Linked DNA regions of Homo sapiens: region 1 is linked to region 2. Evidence: chromatin contacts called from ENCODE Hi-C or POLR2A ChIA-PET data. All regions are on one chromosome and are shown on one strand. The core of a region is the stretch at or near the end of the contact, and the rest is flanking DNA. Distances in the headings are between cores, read along the strand shown. Region 1 has its middle 53 kb from the start of ELOVL4. Region 2 overlaps SH3BGRL2 (SH3 domain binding glutamate rich protein like 2).

Region 1 (5,011 bases), core at 447-2,946, 250 kb before region 2:
CTAAAACAACTCTTGTTAAACACATGTACATTGGCCATTTTCTGAACTCAACCCTTAAATTACTTTTCAGTGCTCTGAAGCTTCAGAATGAGGGAAGCTCACAAACAAATTGGAGTTTGTGTTTTCAATCCTTAAAATGAGAATGGAAGAACCAAACCATCTTTAAGCCGTTATGTACTGGGGGGCATGAAATGTGGTTGCATAGAATGGGGAACGACTTACTAACAGTGTGGCTCCTAACCCTGGCTTCAACCATTAGAAGCCATGAGCCAATGAGCAAGTCAAAAATCCTCTATTGGCATCAGTTTCTTCACCTATAAAGCAAAAGTAGTAAAATCTGCTTTGCTTCTCACTCCAACTTGCTATAAAAATCTAATGAGATCAAGAATGTGAAAGGCTTTTTAAAACATAAAAGTATGGAAGAGCTTTGTAAACTCTAAAGCACCCATTGAGGAGGTCAGCTAGGGCAGAATAAACGAGAACAAAGAAAGAATCAGATTCATAGAATGTTAGCTATAATCCAGACCAGCCCTCTTATTCTGATGGTGCAGAAAGTGAGAACAGGGAATGCGCATCTTTCACCTACTCAGACGGTTAAACAGTGGCAGAGATGGAGCAGGGCATAGGCCTCCCGAGCCCAGGCCAAGGCCACGGCTCTTCCTCTTGCTCAAATTTATGATCTCTAAATCTTCAGATTCAGGGTATTATCTGGACAACTTCTACCAGGACAGATTCTTTCTTCAGGAAGAAAGAGAGATTTTTATGTCTTTTGTGGAAAAGGAAAATAATAGGTACACAGAGAGAGAAAGGAGGTAGGAAATTGAGATGATCTGTTTCTGAAGTGTAGCTAATTTGTACTGAGACTAGCAAAACTGGCATTTCCAGGCTCCCATCTCAAGGTGTGGCTACACAGACAAACCACAGTGAGTTAGATTGACCATGTTTTTCAATTGTGGTTGGTTATGCCTGTGGTATATAGACACTAGTTTAACAGGAAAACTATGATGTAAGAGTTAATCATTTCTGTTTACAAATAAATGATCTCTGAAAAAATTATTCACATTAAAATAATGTGGCTCTCATAGAATAATAATTTACTTTAGAAACTAAAGAAAAACACCTAGAAAAAGACCCCACTTCCACCCTCCTGTTTTTGGTAATAAAATTCCTTCTCTAAATTTCTCCATTCTGATGGAACTAAAAATTTTGCCAAGCTCCACCCAATTACTCATTGCCATGCCTGATTCATCAACCTAATTATTAGTTTTTACATGGTACAACTTACTCTCTAATGGCACAAGTATGAGAGTTTTATTGACATTAGTCTTAAAAAGCAAAAATAATTATAAAAGTTAAGAGTAAGAGACACAAAATTCAGTTAGAGCCATGTCTCAGAACACAAAGTAATAGTATAAAAATTAAAGATAAGTGACATCACATCTCTTTTGTGAACAGTGGTAATTTTTAAGGGAATGAAGTTCTCTGCATCTTCTCTAAGTCATTCCTAAAATCTCATTGTTCCTTGAAAGTATTTATAACATTGCTGAAAAATCACTCAAACTGTTCTCTGGTTGGCAAAACCACTCAACTTGTTTCTGCTGGACTTCATCCAAAAGATGAATGAAATTCTAGGGACTTGTTTTGAATAATTATGCTAAGCCTCCAGCAAAATTACTACATCGCCTTAACACTGCCAAATTTCCTAAAGCCTGGCTACTCCTCATGAAAATATTAGGAATCCTACTCAAATTGTTGTGTCACAGATTAGTTGTCACTATTCTTCATTCCTAGGAAGGGTGGGTCCACCCCATTTGAAGGGAAGTGTTGGGATCTACACTACCTTTGCTGAATAGTCTCTTCAAAATTTAAGAGAGATGTGCACATCTTTTTCAGTCCTAAGATAGGAATTTAAACACACACACACACACACAAATTTCAGTAGTATATACTTTCTGAAAAAGTAGGCTTACATGATTGCTATAGTCCTGTGTAAATGAATAGAGGATGTCCAATGTAATGACAACCTTTTTCTCTTCCCCAGAGCTTGGGAATCTAAAGCAAGAAAAATTTCATTTTGTGGAACAAATATTTAAGCCAGAATTCATACAATGTTGTTGATGGTAGTAATCTTTGGATGCCACAATGAGTGAAAGAGGAGGAAGGAAAGATCAAACAAACCTAAGTGCAGTCGGGAGATAAATCATCTGAGATTCTATCCTTTGCCAGGTTATACAACTCAATGCAGGATATAAATTTTGTTTAAAAGAATATCTCCTCCTAGAAGTCTAAATATAAAGATTGGATTTCTAGGATTTGTTCCCTACATTTTCTGTCCCCATTTTCATCATTTTTATCTCTTTTTTCCCACTTACTGAGTTCTAGGTAAAGACAATGAAATCTCATCTTCATTGCCTTCGCCGTGGGTTGTTTTATTTTTTCAATTTTTAACTCTATTAAGGCATGATTTACATCAGCAGTCCCTAAACATTTTGGTACTAGGGACTAGTTTTATGGAAGATAATTTTTCTGTGGTGGGTGGGGGAGGATGTTTTTGTGATGAAACTGTTTCACCTTAGATCTTCAGGCATTAGTTAGATTCTCATAAGAAAAGTGCAACCTAGATCCCTCACATATGCAGTTCACAATAGGGTTCCTACTCCTCTGAGAATCTAATGTCACCATTGATCTGACAGGAGGTAGACCTCAAGTGGTGATGCTTTCTCACTCACTGCTCAACTCCTGCTGTACAGCCTGGTTCCTAACAGGCCACAAACCGGTACAGGTCCACAGCCTGGGGGCTGGGGACCCCTGATTTACATAACTGAATGCATCCATTTTAAGTATGCAGTTGGCTCCAAGGGACCGCTGATTTGCTTTGTCAATGTACATTAGGTTTGTCTTTTCTAGAGTTTCACATAAATAAAATAATATATTTTGTACTCATTTGTATAGACTTTCTTTTGCACAGTATAATGTTTTTGAGTTATCTATATTGTTGTGTAACACTAGCTTGTTCCTTTTTATTGTTGAGTAACATTTTATTGTGTGGACATAAACACAAATTGTTTATTTGTTGACCTGTTGAGGGACATTTGGATTGTATTACGGTTTCAATGAGATTTATCCCCATCAAAATTCATGTTGAAATTTACTTGTCAATATAGCGGTGTTGGGAGGTGGTTCCTTGAAAGGGTGATTAGGTCATTAAAACAGATTAACACTTTTCTCATGAGACTGGGCTAGTTCTTGTGAGAATGGATTAGTTTCCACAAGAGTGGGTTGTTATAAAGGCTACTCCTCCTGTTTGGTCCCTTTTGCACATGCCTACTCACCTTTCTGCTTCTTTGCCATGCTGTGATGTAATATGTGAACCTCACCAGAAGCTGAGCAGTTGCTGGTGCCATGCTCTTCGACTTTCCAGTCACCAGAATCATAAGCCAAATAAACCTCTTTTCTTTATAAATTATACAGCCTCAAGTGTTCTGTTGCAGCAACACTAAACAGACTAAGACAGTTTGCTTCCAATTTTTGACTATATGAATAAAATTGCTGTGAACGTCCATGCACAAGTCTTTGTGTGGCCATATATTTTCATCTTTCTTGGCTAACTTCCTAACAGCAGAACTGCTAGGTTGTATGGCAATTGCATGTTTACCTCTTCAGGAAACTACTAAACTGTTTTTGCAGATGATTATACCATTTTACCTTCCCACCAGCAATGTATAAGAGTTCTACTTCCAGGCCAGGCACGATGGCTCATGCCTGTAATCCCAGCACTTTGGGAGGCTGAGGTGGGCGGATCACGAAGTCAGGAGATTGAGACCATCCTGGCTAACATGGTGAAACCCCGTCTCTACTAAAAATACAAAAAATTAGCCAGGCGTGGTGGTGGGCACCTGTAGTCCCAGCTACTCGGGAGGCTGAGGCAGGAGAATGGCATGAACCCAGGAGGCAGAGCTTGCAGTGAGCCAAGATCATGCCACTGCACTCCAACCTGGGCGACAGAGCAAGACTCTGTCTCAAAAAAAAAAAAAGAGTTCTACTTCCTCTATATCTTCACAAACAATATTGTCAGTGTTTTGTCTTCATTAGTTTATGTTGTTGTTAATTTAAGCCATTCTAATGGGCTTGTAGTGGTATCTCATATTGGCTTTAATTTGTATTTCCCTCATGTTAACAATATTGCACTTCTTTCATGTGCTTCTTTTGTAAAATGTTCAAATCTTTTGCCTATTTTTACATTGGATTGTTTATCTTAGTATTAAGTAGTGTTGTTTAAAATAATCTGGATACAAATTTTTGTCAGATATATGTGTTCCAAATATTTCCCTCAGCCTGTAGCATTTGAAGAGCAGTAGTTTTTTATTTTGATCAAGTTCATTTTATTGATTTTTTTCTTCTGTGTTTAATGCTTCTCGTGTTCTATATAGAAAATCTTTCCATACCAAAAGATCACAAAGACTTTCTCCTATATTTTCTTCTTAAAACCATAGGTCTATAGTTTATTTACAATTAATTTTTGTGTATCATGTGAGATAAGAGTAATTTTTTATTTTTCCTCAAGTAAATATTTAGTTGTGCCAGCAGTATTTGTTAAAAAGACTCCCTCTTCTCTATTTAGTCATATTAGGACCTAGCATACAAAATAATTGAACATATACATGTGAATTTCTACTAGACTCTATTTAATTCTATTGATCTAAATGTTAATCTTTACATCAATACCACAATGTCTTGATTACTATATATTTACAGTAAGTTTTGAAATCAGATAATACAAATGTTTAACTTTTTCTTTTTCAAAACTATTTTGGATATTCTAAGTTCTTTGATTTTCTTCATATACATTTTAGACTCATCTTGTCAGTGACCACAGATAATACTTCTAGGGTTTTTATTGCGATGTTGTTGAATCTATAGATCAAATTTAGGAGAATGCCAACTGACATCTTAACAGTATTAAATCATCTGCTCTAAGTACATTCATATCTCTCCATAAAAATGTGTTTAT
Region 2 (5,080 bases), core at 1,087-3,586:
CTTCCAGGTGTCTTTTTCCTTCTCCTGTCTCCCACATTTTTCCACAAAGCCCCTTACTGCTTTTACCATCATCTACCTGCCCATCTGCCAGCCCAACTTATGTTTCACAGGTATTCAAAATTCACAGTGTTCAGATTCACAGTCAGGATTCTAGGAAATTCCATTCATCTTCATTAAACACAGAAATCCTGGCCCTTCACTGTCCCCAACCCCCACCAAATTTGGGGTGACAGACAAGGCATGATGTTTGCAGAGGATATCCATCAATTCAACTTGGTGTTTCATATTCCTTTTCCCGGTTACTCACAGACTCAACATATTCTGTATCAGTTACAAGAATCTGAAAGACAGAGTCTAAATACATGAAGTTTAAGGCAGGGATGGCAAATACGTGGCATAAGTCCTGATCCTCTCTCTGGTACCAGAGCAGGCATCAACAATCAATCACACTGTTTTCCTGCTGATCCCAATCAAGGCTCCAAAACCCCTCTCCCGGCTCTCCAGGCAGCTACTATCCAACAGTCAGAGTTGTCATTTGGGATGAAATCTATACATTATTCAGCAATCCTTAGATCAAGCCAGGGCTCTAAAAAAAACATACACAGTATATTTGGTGTCCCTTAGATGCCAAAATCCTTGGATGCTCAAGTCCCTTATATCAAGTCGTATAGTATTTGCATATAACCTATGTAAAACATGGTATAATTTAAATCATCTGTAGATTATTTATAATATCTAATACAACGTAAATGCTATGTAAATAGCTGTAATACTATATTATTTAGGGAATGAAGACTAGAAAAAGTCTGTACATGTTCAGTACAGATGCAACTGTCCACTTTTTTTCTGATTATTTTTGATCCACAGGTAGGTGAATCCACAAATATGGAACCCACAGATACCAAGGGCTGACTGTATTATGTATAGCAAAGAATAGTGACTATGTGCATAGTAGTAAGCACTTTATAGGGAGTGAAAATATGATCTGAATGGGTCGTGCACAACATGCCATGTACCTATAAAATATCCAAACATTACAGCAGAACTCTAACTAATGGTATGTTTGGTGAATGGCCTGCTCAAATTATAATGTTCTTATACATTTAAGTGGAAAACCCTTTACACTTAAATTTACTAAAATCTCTCCTAAAATTATACCTGTATGCGTTCTCAGCCTAGTAAGTAGTATGTACTGTATATAATTTTTGGACTGTTAAGGAACTTACACAGTTCAAGGTCATTGTGATTTTTTTTTACTGTTATTACTACTACTACTACTGAAGATGATTATGATACAGAAAAAGTAGGTAACATGCACTGAGTTCTCAGTATGTCATGGCACTCAGCTAAATGCCTAATGCAAAATCATTCATTTCATTCAAAGCTCATAAGAGCTTTTCTATGCATAAAATACCATTCCTATCCCACTTACACAAATGAAGAGGCTAAGGTTACTTGTCTAAGGTCATGCCTTTCATCAGTGGCAGAGCTAGGATTTGGACTCAGCCCCCGCCTTAACCATAACACTGTTCTCTAATGATAGATTGCCATAGCCAGGACAGAGAGGTAGGTGCATGGGTTGAATATAAACTGACTCCAGAATTAAAGAAATCAGCGCATACTCAACCCAAACATTTATTTTGGCTAGTAAGCAGTTTGTTTCTCATAAAAGAACAGTGAAATCTAAACTCCCATCAATGAAGGGCCCAGGCTTATAAAGGTGGCCAATTCCCATTTGAAGAAACCACGCTAATGAACATAATTATTAAAAGAGAACCAGTGAAAGATAAGCAGAGACTGTGATTTAAAACAAACCACACACACACACACACACACACACACACACACACACACACACACAAAAGGGTGAGAGAACCACTGAGCTTTAATACACATGGGAATGTCATGAATGAAGAAGACCACACTCCCACGTCTTGTGGAACATGCAGAAGGAAAACAAGCTAACTCAAAAGCTATGCTTATTGCTCTTTGGGTTTTTTGTTTTGCTTTGTTTTGTTTTTAATATTAGATCAGTATGTAGCAATAGCTGCTGACTTTAACTATATTTGCATTTACCAAATACCACTGAACTGACCTGTCAATCAAGTCACCTAATTGTATGTCTCTTACTCTCAGTCCTCCACTCTCAAAGCCACTAGACTGAAGATGACAAAAAGTCATTTCATATTTGGGCCATGACCCAGTAGGAAATGGCAAACACATCCTAAATTAGTTAGAACCCCCTGCCCTCAGTCGCACCCAACGTTCCCTGTCTGCTCCAAGAGCTGAGAAGCAATGCTGGCAGAGGGCCCACCAAGACCCCACAGCAAAGCAGACACACCCTGCCGGATACCTTCCACTTCAGGGGTCAGCTCCAGGAAACAACCCCTTGGAGTTCTGCCAAATACTCAACCAGCTCAAAAGAGTAGATCCCCTTGGGAATAAGCTGTCAATAGTAACAAAGGTGACCAACAAAATTGTTCCCAAATTGTCCCAGAGGCTGTGCCAGCCTAAAAGTGCCTAAGTTTGTAGGGAGGTGGGGCCCCATCTGCCTGGATGCTGGCATCTGAGTTCAGCTTTCCATTCCACTGCAAAGCTGTCATGAACCAGAAGGGAAACATTCAATTAAGTGCTTTTCCAAGCTTTATTTCTGTTTTAGAGTTAGAAAATAAACCAATCAAATATAAAAGAGATAGCAATACTAACCCTTTAAATTACCACAGTCCACTGTGAAACTAGCCAGTGCTGACAGATGAAGTCAGATAAGCCTATTAAGAGAGGGAGACAGAAGGGAAACTGCACTGCCTTAAATTGGGTTGTGCAGTTTCTAGCTGGTACAGGCTTCCAACCTCCAGCTCCTCCCCTCCTGCCCTACTCCTCCAAGCCACCCCAGTGCCCCCCAAAAACTAACACATGGCACATATTCATCACTATCTAAAAATGCTAAACAGAAAGGCTCATTGATATGTTCTTAAGCTAAAACTAGAAGGAGGACCCTCAAAAGACAACTGTATATAACCTGAAGTAGAAGAGTCCCCACAAAAGTTAACAAGCACTTGCCATTTCACAGAAGAAAGAAAATGTTCACTAAATTTTTAAGGCTAACCTCTTTTTTTGCATCACGGATAAACAGTATAAAATAAAATCAATCACAGAAAAAAATGAATACAGGAATGTGGCTTAAATAGAACTTAAATCTCTAACTAACTCTCCAGCTAAAATAATACCCATTTAAAGGAATTCCTGCTGAAAAACTCCTGAAGCCTAAAAGGGTCTCCTGAGTTTAGAGCTTGGAGGGTGATTTTTTTAAAAACTGACATTTAGCAGGTGAAATAATAATTTCTAGACCCCATTTTTAAATATGCATTTCAAAATAAAGTATTTTTGTTGTTGGTGGTGATGGTTTTGGGGTTTGTTTGTCTGAGACAAGGTCTCACTTTGTCACCCAGGCTGGAGTGCAGTAGTGCAATCTCGGCTCACTGCAGGCTCGACCTCCCAAGGTTCAGGCACTCCTCCTGCCTCAGCCCCCCAAGTAACTGGGACTACAGGCACATGCCACCATGCCCCGCTAATTTTTATATTTTTTGTAGAGATGGGGTTTTGCCATGTTGCCCAGGCTGGTCTCGAGCTCCTGAGTTCAAGAGATCTGCCTGACTCAGCCTCCCAAAGTGCAAAGATTATAGGCATGAGCCACTGCACCTGGCACATAATAAAGTATTTTAAACTTTCATATATAGTGATCAGTAAGTCATGCTAATTTCTACTTTAGAAAGTGAAACATTCACTATGATTCTAGATTTTTTTCTATTCTGTCACCCATTTCTAATTTGATAGAAAAAAACACAATTCATTTAAGAACTTTTTATAAATCAAAGATGAAAAATAACTAAGGAAGAAATATTGTTTAGTTAATACCTCACACTGCTTCCTGTTGCCTGCTGAGTTTTTCACCATCAATAGCTCTTTTCCTTTTCAATTTTTGATTTTTAAAAATTGAAAAACAGAAAAAAATCAATACACCATCTTACATGAGTCTTCCTGCAATGTGCAAACCACCTTGTTTTTCATATTATAAATATATGTCAAAATTTAGTTTCCTCAACAATCAACAGAGTGAAAAGACAACCTACAGAATGGAAGAAAAGGTGCAAACTATGTGTCAACAGGAGATTAATATTGAAAATATACAAGGAACCCAAACAACAGCAAAAAAATAAATAATCCAACTAAAATTGGATAAGTGATCTAAACAGATAGCTCTCAAAAGAAGACATACAAATGGCCAACAAATAGATAAAAAAAATTCTTAACATCAGTAATCATCAGGAAAATGCAAATCAAAATGATAATGAAATTGCATCTCACCCCAGTTAGACTATTATCGAAAAGGCCCCAAGTAACAAATGCTGATGAGGATGCAGAGAAAGAGGACCTCATATACTGCTGGTGGGAAGCAGTATATGAGTACAGCCATTATAGTGAACAGTATGGAAGTTTCTCAAAAAACCACAAATGGAACTACCATTTGATCCAGCAATCCCACTACAGAGAATTTATCCAAAGGAAAAGAAATCAGTGTATTAAAAAGGTATCTGCACTCTCATGTTTGTTGCAGCACTATTCACAATAGCCAAGACATGGAATCCATCTAAGTCTTGAACACACAAATGGATAATATGGTATATATACTCAATGGAATGTTATTCAGCCATAAAAAGAATAAAATCCTGTACTCATGGCAACATGAATGCACCCAAGGACATTACATTAAGTGAAATAAGCCAGGGACAGAAAGATAAATACATGTTCTCAACTCGATAGGAGGAGTAAGTTCTAGCATTCTATAGCATTGTAAGATATTTCCAGATAGCTATGAGAGATTCTGAATATTCCCAACACAAAGAAATAATATTTGAGGGGACTGATAAGCCAATTACCCTGATTTGATCACTATACATTATATATACAGAAATATCACTAGATACCCCATAAATATGTATAATTATGTGTCAGTTAAAAAAACTTCTAATTCTTCTATTTTCTTAATAAAAATAGTTTGTATGCTACTTATAATGGGTAA

Evidence for each region. A loop is a pair of places that touch in the nucleus more often than their neighbours do. ChIA-PET counts read pairs that join two places held with the same protein, here RNA polymerase II (POLR2A).
Region 1: a loop to region 2 is called in a map of lower leg skin, with 5 times the contacts of the local background. The contact joins two enhancer-like sites. A Hi-C loop is called at or near these places in 1 of 168 maps with a recorded cell type or tissue (lower leg skin). POLR2A ChIA-PET finds 5 or more read pairs at or near these places in 2 of 52 experiments (Caco-2 and H1).

What each region holds. Positions count from the first base shown.
Region 1 is chr6:79,891,821-79,896,831 of GRCh38, reverse strand. No RefSeq gene overlaps it. Among named protein-coding and RNA genes, the nearest start is that of ELOVL4, 53 kb to the left of the region's middle. Within about 2 kb of position 1,696, at least 2 of the 41 ENCODE cell types and tissues checked have a DNase peak (open chromatin) inside an H3K27ac peak, as active enhancers do.
Region 2 is chr6:79,637,932-79,643,011 of GRCh38, reverse strand. All of the region lies in intron 1 of SH3BGRL2 (SH3 domain binding glutamate rich protein like 2), which reads right to left. Among named protein-coding and RNA genes, the nearest start is that of SH3BGRL2, 9.1 kb to the right of the region's middle. Within about 2 kb of position 2,336, at least 3 of the 41 ENCODE cell types and tissues checked have a DNase peak (open chromatin) inside an H3K27ac peak, as active enhancers do.